Regions from separate parts of the Mus musculus genome. Here region 2 is linked to region 1. The links are chromatin loops, found by intact Hi-C in ENCODE. Cell type or tissue: left cerebral cortex. All regions are shown on one strand. Each heading gives the region's core, and the rest is flanking DNA. Links, peaks and the distances in the headings are about the cores only. Region 1 holds the start of P4ha3 (procollagen-proline, 2-oxoglutarate 4-dioxygenase (proline 4-hydroxylase), alpha polypeptide III). Region 2 overlaps C2cd3 (C2 calcium-dependent domain containing 3).

Region 1 (8,731 bases), core at 1,526-6,525:
GTAATTCCTAAATTCCCAGCCCCACCCCCACCCCCGACCTGCAATTGCTGCTTTTTCCTGGAAGAACACATAATGATCTTATAATAAATACGCATTCTAGGATATTCTCTGTCTTCCTAACCTATACTTCCAAAGTGTTAATGCCAGATTAATTGGCCTGCAATATATGTTACCCTTGAGCCTTATAATATTGTCTGATGTATAAGGCAATTGATTTTGTTTAATTCACTGACACTCCTTAACCCACCTGTCAGCTGCCTGAGAGCAAAGATCATGGTTTATTATTTTTAATATCTTTTGCTTATTCAGTATCTCCTGTTATGCAGTATTTAACTGGTGGTAATAGTAAAGGAAAAAGCTTAAAAGATAATAAAACAGTAATTTTCCAATTCAATTTTAAAAATAGCATTACTGAAATATCCAGTAAGCAGTGTTTACTAAGCATGCACACCCTTTAAATACTCATTGTCTTAGGGATTCTATTGCTGTGATGAACACCATGACCAAAAGCAGCTTGGGAAGAAAGGGGTTTATTTCATTTTAGAGATTATACTCCATCAGTGGGGGGAGTCAGGGCAGGAACTCAGGTCAAGAACCGGGAGGCTGAAACTGAAGCAGAGGCCAGCCATGGAGGGGTGCTACTTCATGGCTTGTCTGCTTTCTGATAACACCCAGGACCACCCGCCCAGGGCTGGCACTACACAATAAAATGAACCCTCCCACATCAGTCATCAAGAAAATGTCCTACAAGCCAATCTGATGGGAGCATTTTCCTGACTGAGGTTTCCACCTCTAAAAGGACTAGCTTTTGTGTCAAGTTGATATAAACCTATGCAGCACGCTGTTTCTTTGACGAGTACAAAGCATCTTTCAACATGAAAAGTGTGTATGTATGTGTATATATACACACCCACATATGTAATTTTGCTCACAAAAAGGTTTTGGCCAGGAAGGCTAAGAATGTATCTTATATGGGTTTAATGTCACTGGTCTAGATGCCATTTTGAACCCAATAGCTCTACCTTTCAAGTGAGTCACATCTGATTTAATAGTGCTTAATGCATTTTGTCAAATATTAGGATTCATCATGTGTGTTATTGGAGACACTTAGACACAAAAGAGGGGTGAGTCTGCATCTGTATATGGTGAGACTATATTATAGATTACTATAAGCTCTTGGTGTACATTATTGAATATGACAAAACAGAATTAAGAATGTAATACTTTTCTAATAGTAGCTCAGAATTGTGCCCTTGTTTTAACAGTTTCTGTCAATATCTCATCTTTCCCTGTAAAGATAACAGGGTATATTGTCAGCCTGTGAGAATTTGCACTTTATGTATTTATGTGTGGATTTCTGTGGTTTTAACCAAATGAAACGTTCTCAGTAATAAACAGGCCTCCTCATAGGCATGAGTGTCTATGCACTTTTTATTGTTTCAGACACTATAGTTCATGAAGTTTGCTGTCCAAACTGAGGTTTTTAAAATGTGGGCATAACTTACCCTAGAGTTTGCTTGCAGCCTTAACTCATTTTGCTTCAGCGTTCTGTGGATTATTTCTTTGTTGGCTCATCTAGAAGAAGTCCCAGGGGTTGAGAACTCATATTAAAATAATAGCCTGAGGCTGCAAGGGAGACTGGTTTCCCGGTGGGGAGGAGATGAGAGCAGGTGAGGTGGAAGAGACTTCCGGTTTTCCACTCTTCCCATATATGAATGCCTCCCACTGGTGGACAAAATCTTTAGAATGTGTTTTGGTTTAGGATCCCAAATCCAGTCCGAACATTTCTCTCCATAGTTAGGAGAGAAGCCTTTGGGCAGTTCAGGGACCCACCAAGTACACAGTACACAGATCCCTTTAAACTCTGTGTGTGTGTGTGTGTGTGTGTGTGTGTGTGTGTCCGTGAACATTTCTGGAAGGTCAAAGCAAGTCATTGGATACCCTCTGTTGCTCTATTCTCTTGAGATAGTGTCTCACTGAGCCTAGAGCTGGTGGTTTGCAACACCCTTCTCACTACACTAGAGCCCAGTGATCAGACTGACCCCAGGGCTGTGGTGCAGGCATTCACATTTACAAACAGGCAAGCTTTCTGAAGTCCTCTGGGGTTTGTTGACTTTTCTTTTTCTTTCTTTTTTTAAAAATTTTAATTTTTTTTTGAGGCGGAGTTTCTCTGTGTAGACTCTGGAACTAGCCCTGCAGGCCAGCATTTAGGAAGATGAAGTAGAAGGATTGCCATGAATCTGGGTGGTAAAGTGAGACCCTGTGTCCAAAAGAAAACAAAACAAGAAACAAAGACATCTTTAAGTATTCAATATATTCACCATTTTCTCAAGTGTTTTCAATACTCTGTTAGAGCTGAAGATGTAGAACTAATGGACTTGGAAGTCTAACTGTACAAAAAGAAATGGATCTTTCTTATTTATTCATTCATTCATTGATTCATTCATTTGCTAAGCCAATAGCAAATTCTTGCCAAGGATGGTGGATGTGTATTGGCGTCTAAGTCCCACTAGGGGGCAGAGTGAGAATGTCTTTGGAAAGGCCCTATCTCCTTTGAAAGGAAATGTGGCTTGAGGTGTTGTTTTAATAAACTGGCTGTTCAGGTTCTAGAGACAGGTGCATCTGAGCCACCTGCAAGCCCAAAAGGCTGAGTTAATCCTGACAGTATTCACTTCCTTCTGAAGCAGTTCTTCAGCTTGGAATCATACTAAGAACTTTCCCAACTGACTTTCCTCCATATTAGCCTCTGGGAGCTAGAGTAGAGATTAGTGTTTCCTCTTTTAATATAAAGAAAAAAGAAGTCAGGAGTCAGTTCCCAGAAAGGCTCCTTGGATATAAAAGAGAGGCTACCCCAGAACTGATCATGAGCAACCTAAAGAAATGTGCTGGAGAGGTGGTTCAGCAGTTAAGAGCACTGGCCACTCTGCCAGCTGACCTACATTTAATTCCCAGCACCCACATGGCAGCTCACAATCACCTGTAAGTCCAGTTGCAGGGGATCTAAAGCCTCTTCTGGCCTCTATGGGCACTGAGTATGCGTGTAGTGCATAGACATACATTGCAGGCAAAAATACCCATCCACGTTAAAATAATAAAATTTCTGGTCCCAGAGATACGGCACTAGCCACTCTTTCAGAGGATCTGGGATCAATTCCCACACCCACATAGCAGCTTTCGATCTAACTCCACTGCCAAGGGATCTATGCCCTCTTCTGGCCTCCAAGGGCACCAGGTACCTATGTGGTAGACAGACATGCAGGCAGACAGAACACCCATACACACGTAATAAAATATAAATAATGCAGTGGAAAGAACATGGAAGTAAGCCTTGAAGACTCTGCCTATGTTCAGGCTTTGTTTTCCTGCGGCTGAGCCCTTTTCTCTCAACTGCAAAGTGCAATGCATATTTCGTAATGCTTCATTGTTAACTTTTTAGATTTATTTTTTCCACTTTATGTGTGTATGAATGCTTTGTTTGTGTGCATGTGTGTGCACTGCAAGGGTGCCTGGTACCCGCAGAGGCCAGAAAAGGGCATCAGACCCTCTGGAACTGGGCTTACACATTGGTTGTGAGCTGCCACGTGGGTGATGGAAATCAAAGCCAGGTCCTCTGCAAGAGCTGCAAGTGCTCTCAATGGCTGAGCCATCTCTCCAGCCCAGTGATGGTTAGAGTCACCATGGAAACAAAACTCACAGATCTGTAAGGGATTATCTAGATTAGGATAAATGAATCAGGAAGACCCATCTTAACTCTGGGTGGTACCATCCCATGGGCTGTGGTCCTGGACTAAACAAAAAGAAGAAAGGGAGCTGAGCCCAAGCAGTGGATAATGGAAGTATGGGAGCCTGGCCATGATGGACTGTGTGTATTCCCTGAAACTGTAAGCCAAACCCTCCCTTTCTAAATTGCTTTGTCACATATTTTTGTTGCACTAAATGAGACAGTTAACTAATATATATACTCCATGGATTCATTGTCAGGAAAAAAAAATGGAGGTAAGTATTATAAAAGGTTTAACAGAAGACTGAGATAGTGACTCTTTAAAGAAGAGAGAGGCAGATGGATCGCCCTGAATGCTTTTCTACTTAATTCTTTCCTTTTGAGTGCATGCCCCATTAGGCACACTCCATTAGGCAGTCCTGCCCGCCCAATGCTTATGATCTAGTAGCAGCAGACAGCTATTTCCCACAAAAAAGCAAGACACTATGAGAGTGATAAATTATTCTAATGGAAAAAATATAGGGTGTGTTTCTAATGGAAAATATGGGAACTTTAACTTAGCCTGCAGACAAAATGTCCCCAAGGAGATGACTCAAAGGATGAAAAGGAGGTAGTCAGAAATTACTCATGAGTCGGGAAAGAGCCTGACAGGAGCCAGAAATGACAAGACCAAAAGGCAGCACACTGAGAAGGAGGGAGGGAAGGAGGGGGGGAAGGAGGGAGGGAGGGGGCAGGGGAGGGGCACAGGATGAGCTCAGAGGAATGGCTGTTTTCAAAGATGCTGCTCCATTTTCCTGCCATCGTACTTATTTGAAAATCTTGATATTTTCCTCAATCCTTTTATTCTTATATTTTTTTCCTAAAAAAGTAACATTTCCCAAAAGCTAAAAATGCTTTTCATTTTTTGACCTTCAAAAATACAGGTTTAAAACATAAAGTCCAAACAAGAAACCACAGCAGCTTTCTAAACACCAAAAGGAACTTGAGACCTAAGAATGTTCAAAAACATCTTCCCTACTAAAGGAATTCAAAAGAATTTCTATGCTGTAGGATATTCTTTTAGGAAAGACGAAATGTACATTTTACCCTGTCTTGCCCACAGTGTGCAGATACAAAAACCTGGAGAAAATGCATGAGGCAGGAGCATTTGAGGACTCTGAACTCCTAATACTTGTATCCAGTTCTAGCAAATAAATGGCAGAGTGGGTTAACTGAAGCCCCAGGGGTGGGGGGACACAAGGAACTGGCAAGTGTCAGGACACAGTGGGGAAGGCCTCAAGAGTGAAATTCTGTAACTCCTAGGCCCAGTATTAATCAGTATGTTGTGGATTTGATGCTTAAGAGCATTGCATAGGCTTGAGTACTGAGACACAGAGTACACCACTGTCCACATCCCAAACTGCCCAATTGTGTGCACAACCTGAATGCATCTGAATGTCACTGCAGCTGAAGTAGTGTTGGTGTTGCAGTTGCAGAGGTAAGTCACATGGGACCCGAGACTACCTGGAATAATGGCGTGCCAGAGAGAAAGTAAAGAAGAGCCAGACACGTAGGACATAAAATTCCAACTGTCCAGTGTTCAATCCAAGAATTCTTAGCATACAAAGAGTAAAGAAAATCTCAATTAGCATAAAAAGGAAATAAAAGAGAAAAACAAAACAGAAAAGGCAGCCGATAAATGTTGATGACAACAAAGCACAAATGTTGAAGGTGTTGAAAACAATGTTAGACGATGCTCTAGGAAGCCCGGGTGAGCATGCTTGAAATGAAGAGAAAGCTGAGAAAGACAGAAGACAAGAGGACAAACCAAATAGAAATGCTAAGACTGATTGCAGAATTGAGGTGACAGAGGAGTTGGCATATTTAAACACAGATCCACAGAAAGTGTGTAATGTGAATGAGAGAAAAATCACTTTAAAAATAACCCGAGCCTCAAAGACCTGATAGGAAGTACCAGATTTCTGCATTCAAAAAATTCAAGACAATTCAGGAAAAAAAAAAAAAAGTAGGACCAGTTCTCAAATTTGATAAAAGTCACAACTTACAGAAGCAAGACATTTAAGTGACCTCTAAAAAGGACAAACTCAAAGAATTCGATGCCTAGCATTAAACTGCTGAAAGATAAAAGCAAAGGAAATATGACAGAAAACTCTTTGAAACTAGCTAGAGAGAACGTTACCAGAGTGACTGAAGGAGCTGGGCATTTTCCACAGAGGACAGAGAACGTTAAGGTGCCAGAAGGAAAGCAATGTGAACGTGAAATTTTATAGCCAGGGAGACAAGCCTCAGCAATAAAGCAATCCTAGAGGAAAGAACATTAAGAGACTCCATTGCCATGCAGCCTGCTCTAAAACAGTTGCTATGGAGACTGAATCAAGAACCAAAACATCTCCCAAAAGAAAGCTTAGAATTAACTGACTTTAATGGTGAATTCTTCAAGCTACTCAAAGAAGAACAAATTTCAATCCTTTCCAGATTCTTCTAAACTGTAGGAAAGGAGGGAACAATTCCCACTGTGATCTCTGAAATTAGTTTTACATTGATATAAAGACCAGACAAAAATAATTCGAGAAAACTATGGGCTACCTTCTCTTATAATAAAGATACAAAAATGTTACAACAAAATATCAACAAACAAAATCCAGCAACATATTAATGTGAATGTGCATTGTGACCTAAGAGGATTTACATTAGGCATTTGAGGTTGGTTTAACATACAATAATTTATGTAACACCCTATATGGACGTGGATGGGGAAAACTCAGCTCAGGCCTTCAGTAAGAGCAGTGTGTATGCACTCTTAGCTGCTGGCCTTCTCACCCGCCCAAGTTTCCTATTGCTTAGACAAGTTATCACAAACTCTGGGGCTTATAATAACCCAGATTTTTTTATCCTACTGCCTCAGAATTCAGAAGTCTGAACCGATGTATTAGACTTTTTCAGCACTGTGACCAGATATCTGACAGACACACTGTAACAGAGAAAAGATTTCTTTGACTCCTGGAGCCCATCATGAAAAGGAAGGTGTGTTGGCAGGTCTTGCCCCGTCTGGTGGCTAGCATATGTGGCCGGTGCTCACATCCAGCAGACAGAAACCTGATGGCTCTGGCCAGCAGTGAAGCCTTAGTGAACCTAGTGGAGTATGTAAGCCCTACTTCCCCAAAGCTCCATAGCTTGGTTTTTACCAAGTATTCAAGAGGATGAAACTGTGAGGTTCATTTCAAATTCAAACCGTAACGAATAGGTGTCACGAGATAAAATCAAGGTATTGGCAGATCTGTTCTTCCTGCAGACTAGGAAAGATCTGTCCCCCAGCCTTCTCAACCTTCTAGAAGCTACCTACAACCTGTTACTCACAGACCGTTTATCCATTTTCAAAGTCGCAACACAGCATCATCAAGTCTCTGATTTGGCTGTTATTGTCCTGTATCTTTCTTTGCCGTTTGTTTGTTTGTTTTTCGAGACAGGGTTTCTCTGCCTCCCAAGTGCTGGGATTAAAGGCGTGGGCCACCACCGCCCGGCTTTTTCTTTGCCTTTTTAAAAGGACCTTGGCAACTGCGTTGAGCTCACCAGGATAATCCAGGATGGCCTAAAGTCAAGATACTGTTAGAACTACACACATTGACTCTGTGAAGCTCTCTCCCCATCAAAGCATGCCAGGGGAAGCCCCTCTTTGGGGATGAGGTCCTCACCCATTGCACACAGCCTGTGGTTGCCCATTTTGTGTTTTTATGGTGGTTTACATTTCCATTTCCCTTTATGAGCAGCGGGCTGCATCTGCACCTACTATAGCACAGATGTTACTGAACACTTAAATGAATGAGTAAATGAATAAACATTGCTGGGCAAAAGGGATAGCGGGGTGAAAGAAACAAGCAGCCTAGTAGAATATAATGATGGTATTTTTGTGTGACTCTGTAGTGACTCGATCCTAGAGTTTCAGCTTCTGTAAGTCCTAGCCATCTTTCAAGATCACCTGAGGTCCTGTCCTCTGTGAAGACTTTACCCCTCTGCCCCAGCCACCTGCACTTCTGTCACCATGCTGTGTCACCCTTTGGAGTTCCCCTCATAATCCAGAGGTTTTTGTGTCCTCCCCTGTCCCACAGGAGGAATTTGGATGATGGCTCAGCACGGCTGTAACTAGAGAAATCACTGCTCACCCGCGCTCGCCTCAGTTCCCCCAAATGTGACAGGCACGGTGGAATCAGTGTGGAGTTAGCGGCGGGCCAGGCACTAAGGAATTCAGTGCTGAGGGGACGGAGGCGGCCAAGGGCGGGCGACGGAAGGCTGCGGGCGGGCGGGCGGGCCGGGGCGGCGCCGGGCGAGAGCGCGGAGGGACGCGCGACCCTGCGATGGGCCCAGGGGCGCGGCTGGCTCTGCTGGCGCTGCTGGCGCTCGGGGGAGACCCCGCGGCGGCCACGGGGCGGGAGGACACGTTCTCCGCGCTGACCAGCGTGGCGCGCGCCCTGGCGCCCGAGCGCAGGCTGCTGGGGACACTGAGGCGCTACCTGCGCGGCGAGGAGGCGCGGCTGCGCGACTTGACCAGGTGAGGGCGTCTCCAGGGAGCCGGGATGCTCAGCGACTGAGGGTGAGGAGTAACTGAGGCCCAAAGTGACTTCCAGACCCAACTGTCATGTGGTGGGGACCCTGAGACACTTTGAAGGGGAATGAGGAGTTCTGTGTCACTCTCTCTCTCTCTCTCTCTCTCTCTCTCTCTCTCCCTCTCTCTCACTCTCTGTGTCTGTCTGTCTGTCTGTCTGTGTCTGTCTCTTTGTCTCTGTGCCTGTCTCTCTGCCTCTTTGTGTGTGTGTCTCTGTCTCTCTGTTCCGGTCTCTGTCTCTCTCTGTGTCTATGTGTCTGTATGTATGTGTGTTTGTCCGTGTCTCTGTCTCTTTCTGTTTCTCTGTCTCTCCCTGTCTCTCTGTCTCTCACTCTCTGTCTCTGTCACACACAAACACACACCCCGGGGTGTGACACCACCCCCCATCCACCTTCACATGTCCAAGTTGA
Region 2 (8,731 bases), core at 2,190-7,189, 110 kb after region 1:
TCCCTGACAGTAACATTTTGCCCATATACTACTCATTAGAAATATATTCTCTTCCATAATGAAACATACCTACTCCCATTTCTTTTAAATTTCCTAAGTCTCCTTTTCTCCCTTCATAGACATAGAAACATTACATTCAAAGTAGAAGCGGGGCTGTTTTAGAAGATGAAGAGATTTAGTAGGTGGAGGAAGGGAGCAGGTGATAGTGGGGGACACTGACTAACGCACAGAATACACTGGGATTCAGATGTTATCCTAAGGGGTCTGGGGATGGCACAGTGGTTACATGCTGTGCATGTATGAGGGCTGTGCACGTATGAGGGCTGTGCACGTATGAGGGCTGAGTTCAGGTCTAGAGAACCCGTGTAAGGCTGGGCTTGGTAGGCCATGGCTGCAGTCACAGTGGTCCTACAAGACGGAAGGTATAGACAGGAGAATCCTTAAAAGCTCATGCGCCAGCTGGCCCGTCTACACGCTAGTGAGTGAGAGACTCTGTCTCAGGGACCCAACACCCAAGCTTGTCTTCTGATTTTGACAGCACCGTGGCATACCCATGCCTGCACTCGTGCACACAAACATACAAGGCCCATAGATTTTTTTTTTAAATGTCATTATGAAAACCATCACTGAGTGCAAAGAGTATATACTCATTTTAAAAGGAAACACTCCACTTTCCTCTTGCCTCTGCTGTAAGAAAGACAGCAGATTATAGAACTCACAGACATTAAAAGAATGCCACAAGCAAACCTACTTGGTGAAATCTGACAGCCTAAATGAAATGGCACAATTCTTCCCAGGCTGTGAACTACAAGAACACCTTGAAGAAGTGACCTGAGTAGACCTGGGGCTGTTTGTAAAAGTTGAATTTGTAGTTTCAGACTTGCTAAAAAAAAAAAAAGGAGTCTCTAGGCCTAGATGACCTTATAGCAAATTCTTTAGATTCTTAAGGGAAGAAAAAAAAAAATACCATTGTACTGGCTAGTTTTGTGTCAGCTTGACACAGCTGGGGTTATCACAGAGAAAGGAGCTTCAGTTGAGGAAATGCCTCCAAGAGATCAAACTCTAAGGCATTTTCTCAATTAGTGATCAAGGGGGAAAGGCCCCTTGTGGGTGGGACCATCTCTGGGCTGGTAGTCTTGGGTTTATAAGAGAGCAGGCTGAGCAAGCCAGGAGAGGCAAGCCAGTAAAGAACATCCCTCCATGGCCTCTGCATCAGCTCCTGCTCCCTGACCTGTTTGAGTTCCAGTCCTGACTTCCTTTGGTGATGAACAGTAGCATGGAAGTGTAAGCCGAATAAACCCTTTCCTCCCCAACTTGCTTCTTGGTCATGATGTTTGTGCAGGAATAGAAACCCTGACTAAGACAACCATCAATCTTACTGTCTCTTCCAGAAAAATCAAAGAGGAGAAAACACTATTCTGAGGCATGTAACACTTTGATACAGAAACTAGAAGAACAGTATTTCTCATGAGCCTAGACCTCAGAATCCCCAAGAAAATACCAGCAAACTGGGGCCAGCACTGTCAGGAAGAACAGTGCTATCCCCAAGAGCTTACCCCAGGAATCCAGAGCAGCTTCAGTGTTAACAAAGTAGCCAGTAAAATCAGACATCAGCCGTGCTGTTCTAGTCGGTAAACAGCGATTGAAACACACGTGAAGCACCACAGTAAATCTTCAGAGAATCTCCAGAGCTAGCACACTAGACCACGGCCCTTGTCTAGAATGTCTAGGAAACCGTCGTGAGTGGATGGTAGCAGCTCGCAGTGAGGAGGGCGTAGCCGCAAAAGGATAACGTGAGGTTTTTGGGATGATGGAACTGTTCCCTGCCATGATTGTGGTAGTTACATATATGTACACATATGTGAAAAGTCGTAAAACTACGCTTATAAAACTGTTGTTTTACCACAGGAAATGAAGATAATCATGGCCCCAGATGTAGCGCCAGAGAGCTATCATTGTGCCTCACACTGGGCTATGCTGGGCGACTGGATGCATGTCCTGACCAAGTCACTGGTCTGTTCCAGCTCAGTCCTGCCACATGAAAACGGGAATTCAGCAGTGCTGGATCTTCTAATTTTTTTCAAGAAAAGCCAGAGATATCAATTTTTGTAAGAAATGTAATTTTCGAAGCATTGCTTAGTCATTTTTAAATGCTATGTTGCCCAGCATAATTCTGAAAATTGGACATTAGATACCACAGATATAAGTAGAAAACTGTAGGCAACTTAGTACCAAGAAGACCCTGAGTCATTGCTAGAAGGCAGATGAGCATCCTTAACATGACTCTGTTGTGCATGGGAGACGCAGATGGTGTATTTATGCTGTATGTGGACGGTGTGGGCTTCAGAAGAGGGTGGTATATTTAGATGGTTGAGTGTGTTAGTTCCCTTATCCTGACAGATGAAAACTGTTTGCTTTGGAGAAAACTTTGGGAACATTTTTAAGACATTTTAAGGGAGGAATCTCCAGTTTAAAAAGCAAAATAGTTTGCATAACATGGGAAATCTGGTTGAGCATATAGCATGTGCTTAGCGTGCATGAGGACCCAGGTTCAGCTCCTAGCATGAGACAGGCAAGCAGACAGGGACAGGTACTGACTCACTAGCCACACTGGCAGAGATGAACAGAGTGAACATCACCAGGGAGGGGCTCAGTGAGATGGGCAGAGTGGGGATAGAGATGAGTGAGGGGTGTATGAGAGACAGAGCCAGAGAAGCAGGGGTGAGGGGTGGGGTGGGGTGGGAGGTGGGAGTCAAGCCCATGGGCAACCAACCAGTTACTGCTTCGTCTTTCTAATGCATCCAAAGTTAGATGTTTCTCCTTAGTCTGCATTGTTTCATTTACCTCAGCCTCTTCTGGTCCTTTGAGCTGAGTCTTTTGTGTTGTGCTCCAGGAAGCCATTCCTTGCCTCTTCCTAAGTGCAGCGTTCCCAGCGTTCCCAGATCACCCAGTGCACATTCTTACCTGAGCAGTAACGTTTGGGTTTCAGTTTATGTAAATCCCCACTGAAGATCCATCGCCCTCTGGACAGAGGATTTCAGCCATCGCTCCGTCCCAGGCAGTTAGCATAGAGCTGGTATCAGTAAACGGTGACGATGAGTTAGGCCAGCCCTAAGTCTGATTGCAAGATGCTGAGGAAAATTCAAGGTTTTTCTCTGAGCCTTTTTCCAGTGTCACAGCAGGCTTATGAGTTGGTCGATACTAAGTCTCCTTAGGGAAAAGCAACCCCACTGGCCAATCCACAAGTTCAAGTCCAGGGCAGGGATACCTTTATTCCCCATGCCTCTTATGCTTCTACAATGCAGCGGTGTCCTTAGCAAGTGATGCACAGTAAGAGAGCACCCTGACAGTTACATTTGGACAGCCAGGACTGTGGGGGGCATAATTCCATGGTCACAGCCACAGTATTCATCACACTGCATTCCTGGTGTTTGTCTTTGTAGGAAAGTTTTGATGAATGCATTTGAAGGATGCTGTATTTCTTGGTTCAAGGCCAGTGTTCTCAGTAAGATGTAGGTTTGATTTTTATGGGTTGGCAGTTTCTCCACACAAAATGTTCTATTGACCTTTTCAGAGATATCTGAAAAATTAAGTTTTCCCTTTTTTGTGTTGTGTCATTCATTAATTATCTGTGACTGGTTAAACCATTTCTCCTCTTTCTGTCATGAAAATTAAACTTTTCGGTAATGTTATTTTCTTACCTTCATACCTCTGAGGTATATTCTTTAATTTTGTTTCACTTCCTGTTATGTTTTTCTCAGTTGGCTTTTCAGGGGACTGAAGAACTCTTTTTTAGATTGTTTGTTTGTTTGTTTGTTTGTTTTTTCAAGACAGGGTTTCTCTGTGTAGCCCTGGCTGTCCTGGAACTCACTCTGTAGACCAGGCTGGCCTTGAACTCAGAAATCCACCTGCCTCTGCCTCCCAAGTGCTGGGATTAAAGGCGTGCACCACCACCACCAGGCCAGACAGGGAAGTCTTACAGTTAGTTACTGGAAGCTGAAGAAAATTTGTTTTGTTTCATTCTCTTTCAGGTCTCGCTTGCCCTGGAGCCTCTGTCAGAAACTTATGACAGCTACAAACCTCTTCCTGCCACTGAAGTGACAAAAAATGTGCTTTTATCTGAGCGAGAACTCAGAGAGAATACTGAATCCAGCAACACCCAGTCTATGATCCCGTCAAGGTCTTGTAGGGGACCTGCCATCAAAATTGATGGGAAAGAATTAGCAGGCCACAGCAGCAGGTCAACCACGCCAAGGTAATGATCTCAGTTCCGAGTCTCCATGCCTGCCACTCCCACGGTTCTCATGCTGTGTCACCTGTGGGAGACTGAGAAGCTGAAGATAGAAGCACAGCCACTCTCTCAGCAGATAGCTCTTAAGCTCCCACTGGCTGGATACCAGGAACCGGCACAGAGTGAACAAGACACGGCTCCTGGGACTCAGGGAGAATACATGCTTAGCGTGCCCCAATTACAGCAATCACAAAAGCACCATTTTAAAGGACTGCTCACAGTCCAGTAGAGAAGCCAATGTACACATGTGACTAAAAGGTTTGCTGATACTGCCTGTGAGGGGAAAGAGGGAAAGGGAATTACTTGTAAAGAAAGCATTTGCATTGTATCAGAGTCTATCTAGACACACACATACACATTCCCTTTCCCTGTGTGCTGTTGTCTAGTTTGTATCACTTAAGGAACAACCCACAACTGTGATCGAGATGTTTTTTAAATAAGGAAATTAAAAGCAAATACACAAAATCACACTGCAGAAGAAGCCACCTGTGCCAAAGCCCCGGCTTCAGTGCCCTCGCTGATCCCCCAGACTCTGCGGAGGTGTAGTATTCCCAAGGTGGGCTATAAGCTGCTGACATTGTTTCTTTCTAACAGGGGAAAGGACCACTTGTACTTTGCAGAGAACTCCGATGCAGTAAAGGGTTCTTTGTGTGGACTACAGCAGCACCTTAATCAAGGGACGAATGTAGAGACTATAACTCTGAGGGGCAAAGCCCCACAGAAGCAGCTGTCCCTCCTGAACAGCTCTGAGTTTCAGCCACAAATTAGTACAGTCGCCAAGAGTCACAGTGACTCATGCATCCTGTCTTCAAACACCCCCCCTGCAAAGGACCTTCTTTCAGGTATGTGTCTGTCACCTAAGACTACGCTGCATTTATTGGGGTTGCTCTGCTTGTTAGCCAGGCCACAAAGGGAAGCAAGACTTCCCTATGAACTAAATAGCCAAATAAAAGTGTGAGACTTGGTGTCATCCAGGGACTCGTGTGAAGGCAGCTCTACTAACCTGCTAAGTGATTACTGCTTGGTTGTTTTTACTTTAAATAAGAAATTGGCAGTGGTGCGTGTTTGTGGGCTGCAGTAAGATGTTTCGGGATGTGTATACAGTGGTAGCGATCATATCACCTGACACGAGTCACCTCAGGCATTTATCATCTGGGTTAGGAATGTTTCAAATGTCCTTTATGGTGCTAGTAAGGTGGCTCAGCTTCTTCCGCCAAGCCTTGCTGACCTGAGTTTGATCTCTGTGACCCACGTGAGTTAAAGAGAGACTTGACTCCTACAAGTTGTCCTCTGACTTCCACACGCGTTCTGGTGATATGCTCCTCCTACCCACTGCAGGTGCACATGCTTAGACACATAGGCACTGATGTAATTTTAAAAACAAAATGTTCTTTACCAACTATTTTGCTACATTCTTTTGTCAACTGCAGTTATCCTATGATGCTACAAAACACTAGATGTTACTCCCCATCACCTTGTGCCTGCTGGTTTTCCCCTCCCTACCCTCGAATGTATGATAACCTCTCCTGTATCATCTGATTAGGGATCAACTTTCAAACTTCCACAAATAAACGAGAAGATAGGACATTTGTCTTTCTATGCTTATGTCCCTTGAAGTCTTCCAGAGACTTGTTATTCACCCATGTGCACCTGATAATGTATAAATAGATCCTTACTTTATAAGTTTGGATATGAGAGTAGAGCTCTTCTTACAATTTTAGTCTTTATCTGTTCGCAGATGACTTAAGGCAACTAGGGTGGTACCAAGTTCATCTGCTGTTCTTCCTGAGGACATTCAGTGCTGCAGGTGATCTCACTGCTTAACACTGGAGTTCAATCCTATTGTAGTTTTGCAGTGCTGCAGAATACCACAGAAGCAGGAGAGAAATGAGTTGCTCCTGTGTGTGCTACTTTTCTCAGTACTGTGACCAAGTGACAGGAAGCTTGACTTTGGATTATGGTTTGAGAAAGAATATTATTGATCCTGACAGGGAAAGCATGAGCCAGCTGACTATACTGGGTCCTGTGTCAGGACATAGAGGACAGGAAGTGGGGCCTAGGCTAGAGAAGCTCAAGGCTGCCCTGGTGGTCCACTTTGTCCAGCAGGGTTCCATTGCCAAGCTCTACAACCTTGTAAAACAGTGCCCCCAGCTGGGGACCCAGAGTTGAAGCCCATGAGCAAGCCTGTGGAAGGCATGTTCATTGGAGCCCCGTAGAAAGCTCATGGGAGCAGCACATGGGACCTTGGGTCAGGGGATGGTGTGCAGCTAGCTACCTTTGTTATTTCTGTGACAGCAAGAGCACGGCAGGAATGTGTGTCACTCCCACTAATACAGTCCGAAGGAGATGTCTTATAAATAACAACTTAGATACATATTTTACATGATTAGGGACATGTGGTCTTATATTTTTACCGATGGGAATCTGGCCCATGGTCTTCTGCATATGTACACACTACCACTAGGTTATGATGTTTATATCTTTCATTTGAAGTGTCTTAGGAATCTGTTTTTTAAAGATATACTCTAGGGTTAGGGTTCAGTGGGTAAAGCACTTCCCATGAAAGCCGGGAGACCCAGGTTCAATTCCTGGAGCCCACATTAAGGTCGAAGGAGAGAACTAACTACTGAGGGTTTTCCTCTAACCTCTGCATGCACACATACACCACATACATACAAAATAATAAATGCATTATGTGTGTGTGTGTGTGTCTGTGTGGGTTTGTGTCTGTGTGTACACAAAGATTATAAGCCATTAATTTTAGTCTTTTAATTTAAAGTATCCATTTATAAGGAAAAAAATTATCCATTACACTTGGGTCATATTGTACCTGGACTCTTGTGTGGACTTAGGGACCAGACTTTGAAGAAGGCGTTTGTTTGTTCATTAGTTTCTATAGCAACTACAAAATGTTTGGCACTCTTTGTATGTCACAGATGTAGCAGTTTCCTTTAGAAAGACAAACTAAGCCGGGCAGTGGTGGCACATGCCTTTAATCCCAGCACTCAGAAGGCACAGGCAGGCGGATTTCTGAGTTCGAGGCCAGCCAGGTCTACAGAGTGAGCTCCAGGACAGCCAGGGCTACACAGAGAAACCCTGTCTTGAAAAAACAAAAACAAAAACAAAAAAACCCAAACAAACAAAAAAGACAAACTAGATAAATATATATGTTAGATGGTGGTAATAACAGTGGAGGCAAATTAAGCAAGGAAGATGACAGGAGAAGATACTAGTTTTGCAGAAGTTGGCAAAGTAAGGCCTCCTTAAGAAAATAGCAAAGTTGGGAGTGGTAGGTAGCACATGCCTTTAATCTCAGTACTCAGGAGGCAAAGGCAGTCAGATCTCTGTAAGCTCAAAGCCATCCTGATCTACAAAGCAAGTCCAGGACAGCCAAGGTTACGCAGCAGAGAAATCCTGTCTCAGAAAGAGAAGGGGAGGAGAGGAGGGAGGGAAGCGAACGATCTAAAGAGGATTGGAAGCACAGCTTAGTGGTAGGATGTCTGCCCTGCACATGTAAGGCCCCACAGACATCCCAGAGAAGAAAAGGGCATGGGAGTTCCTTCTGAGGAAGTTATCGTACAAGAGCTACCAAGAGGAATTAACCTGAAGGCAACAACAGCTCCCACTCACGAAGCATCACTAAGCGCATACTCTCCTTGCCAAGTATTTTAGATTCAGAATTTTATCAATAAAACCACATGTGTTAGAGATGATTAGCCTCACTTAAAATTCTCCTTTTACATGTATTTGTGCTCATGAGTGCAGGCACATGTATGCGATGGCACATGTGTGAAGGTGAGAAAATAACTTGTAAGAGTTGGTTCTGTCCTCCAACCGTATAGGTTTTGAGGCTCAAACTCAGAGTGATAGCACAGCAAGCACCCTTCTTGAAATGTCACAGTGGCAAATCTGAGAAATTAAATAGCAACTGTGAGACTCGGAAGCAGATAGAATATGCAGTGTGACCAACCTTAGATAAATGGGAGGGGTGATTTGGATCCAGCCTAGAAAAGAATGGATTAAAATTTCATCTCACTACTCAGAATAATGCACAAATTAAACTTGGAATGCATCGCTTCTATTTAATGTTTTTGACTGAAATTTCAGTAAGTGAGACCATAGACAAAAGGATGTTTGCAGTACAAATGTCATATGTGTGACTCGGGCAGGGTACTTATCCTCTCAGAGGGATATTGCGAGGTAGTGAGAGTGATACCTGCCTGGCACATGGCAAGGACTTGTAAGTGCCCTTTGCTATTGCTGCTACCTAAGGGATGGGGTGACTTCTACTTGTCAAAAAATCTGAAGCTGTGGGTTCATTTCAGTTTCTCATCATCCTGCTATGGGAACTTAACTGAGTCGTGGGCTTCATTTTAGCATTCTTGTTCATGAAAATACAAATTTAGACTAGATCATTACAGGTATGACTGCTTTCCACAA

What was found. Peaks named below come from ENCODE experiments on the same cell type or tissue, not always from the same donor. Only the 100,000 strongest peaks of a DNase experiment are listed, where the experiment ranks them.
Region 2: it touches region 1 in a loop (9-fold over the local background); 12 of 42 quality-filtered maps call a loop at or near these places.

What each region holds. Positions count from the first base shown.
Region 1 is chr7:100,277,460-100,286,190 of GRCm38, forward strand. It overlaps Pgm2l1 (phosphoglucomutase 2-like 1), which reads left to right. Exons shown (of 14, transcript NM_027629.3): 14 at 1-1,413. P4ha3 (procollagen-proline, 2-oxoglutarate 4-dioxygenase (proline 4-hydroxylase), alpha polypeptide III) reads left to right here and starts at 8,061. Exons shown (of 13, transcript NM_177161.4): 1 at 8,061-8,267. The coding sequence starts at 8,074. In left cerebral cortex, for the core only: a CTCF peak has its summit at 2,500 (motif pointing right); DNase peaks (open chromatin) are centred at 2,523 and 6,012; H3K27ac peaks cover 1,055 bases.
Region 2 is chr7:100,386,048-100,394,778 of GRCm38, forward strand. C2cd3 (C2 calcium-dependent domain containing 3) reads left to right here. Exons shown (of 33, transcript NM_001017985.3): 4 at 4,032-4,255; 5 at 4,886-5,133. Among named protein-coding and RNA genes, the nearest start is that of C2cd3, 18 kb to the left of the region's middle. In left cerebral cortex, for the core only: a CTCF peak has its summit at 6,445 (motif pointing left); DNase peaks (open chromatin) are centred at 2,313, 4,353 and 6,425; H3K27ac peaks cover 1,670 bases.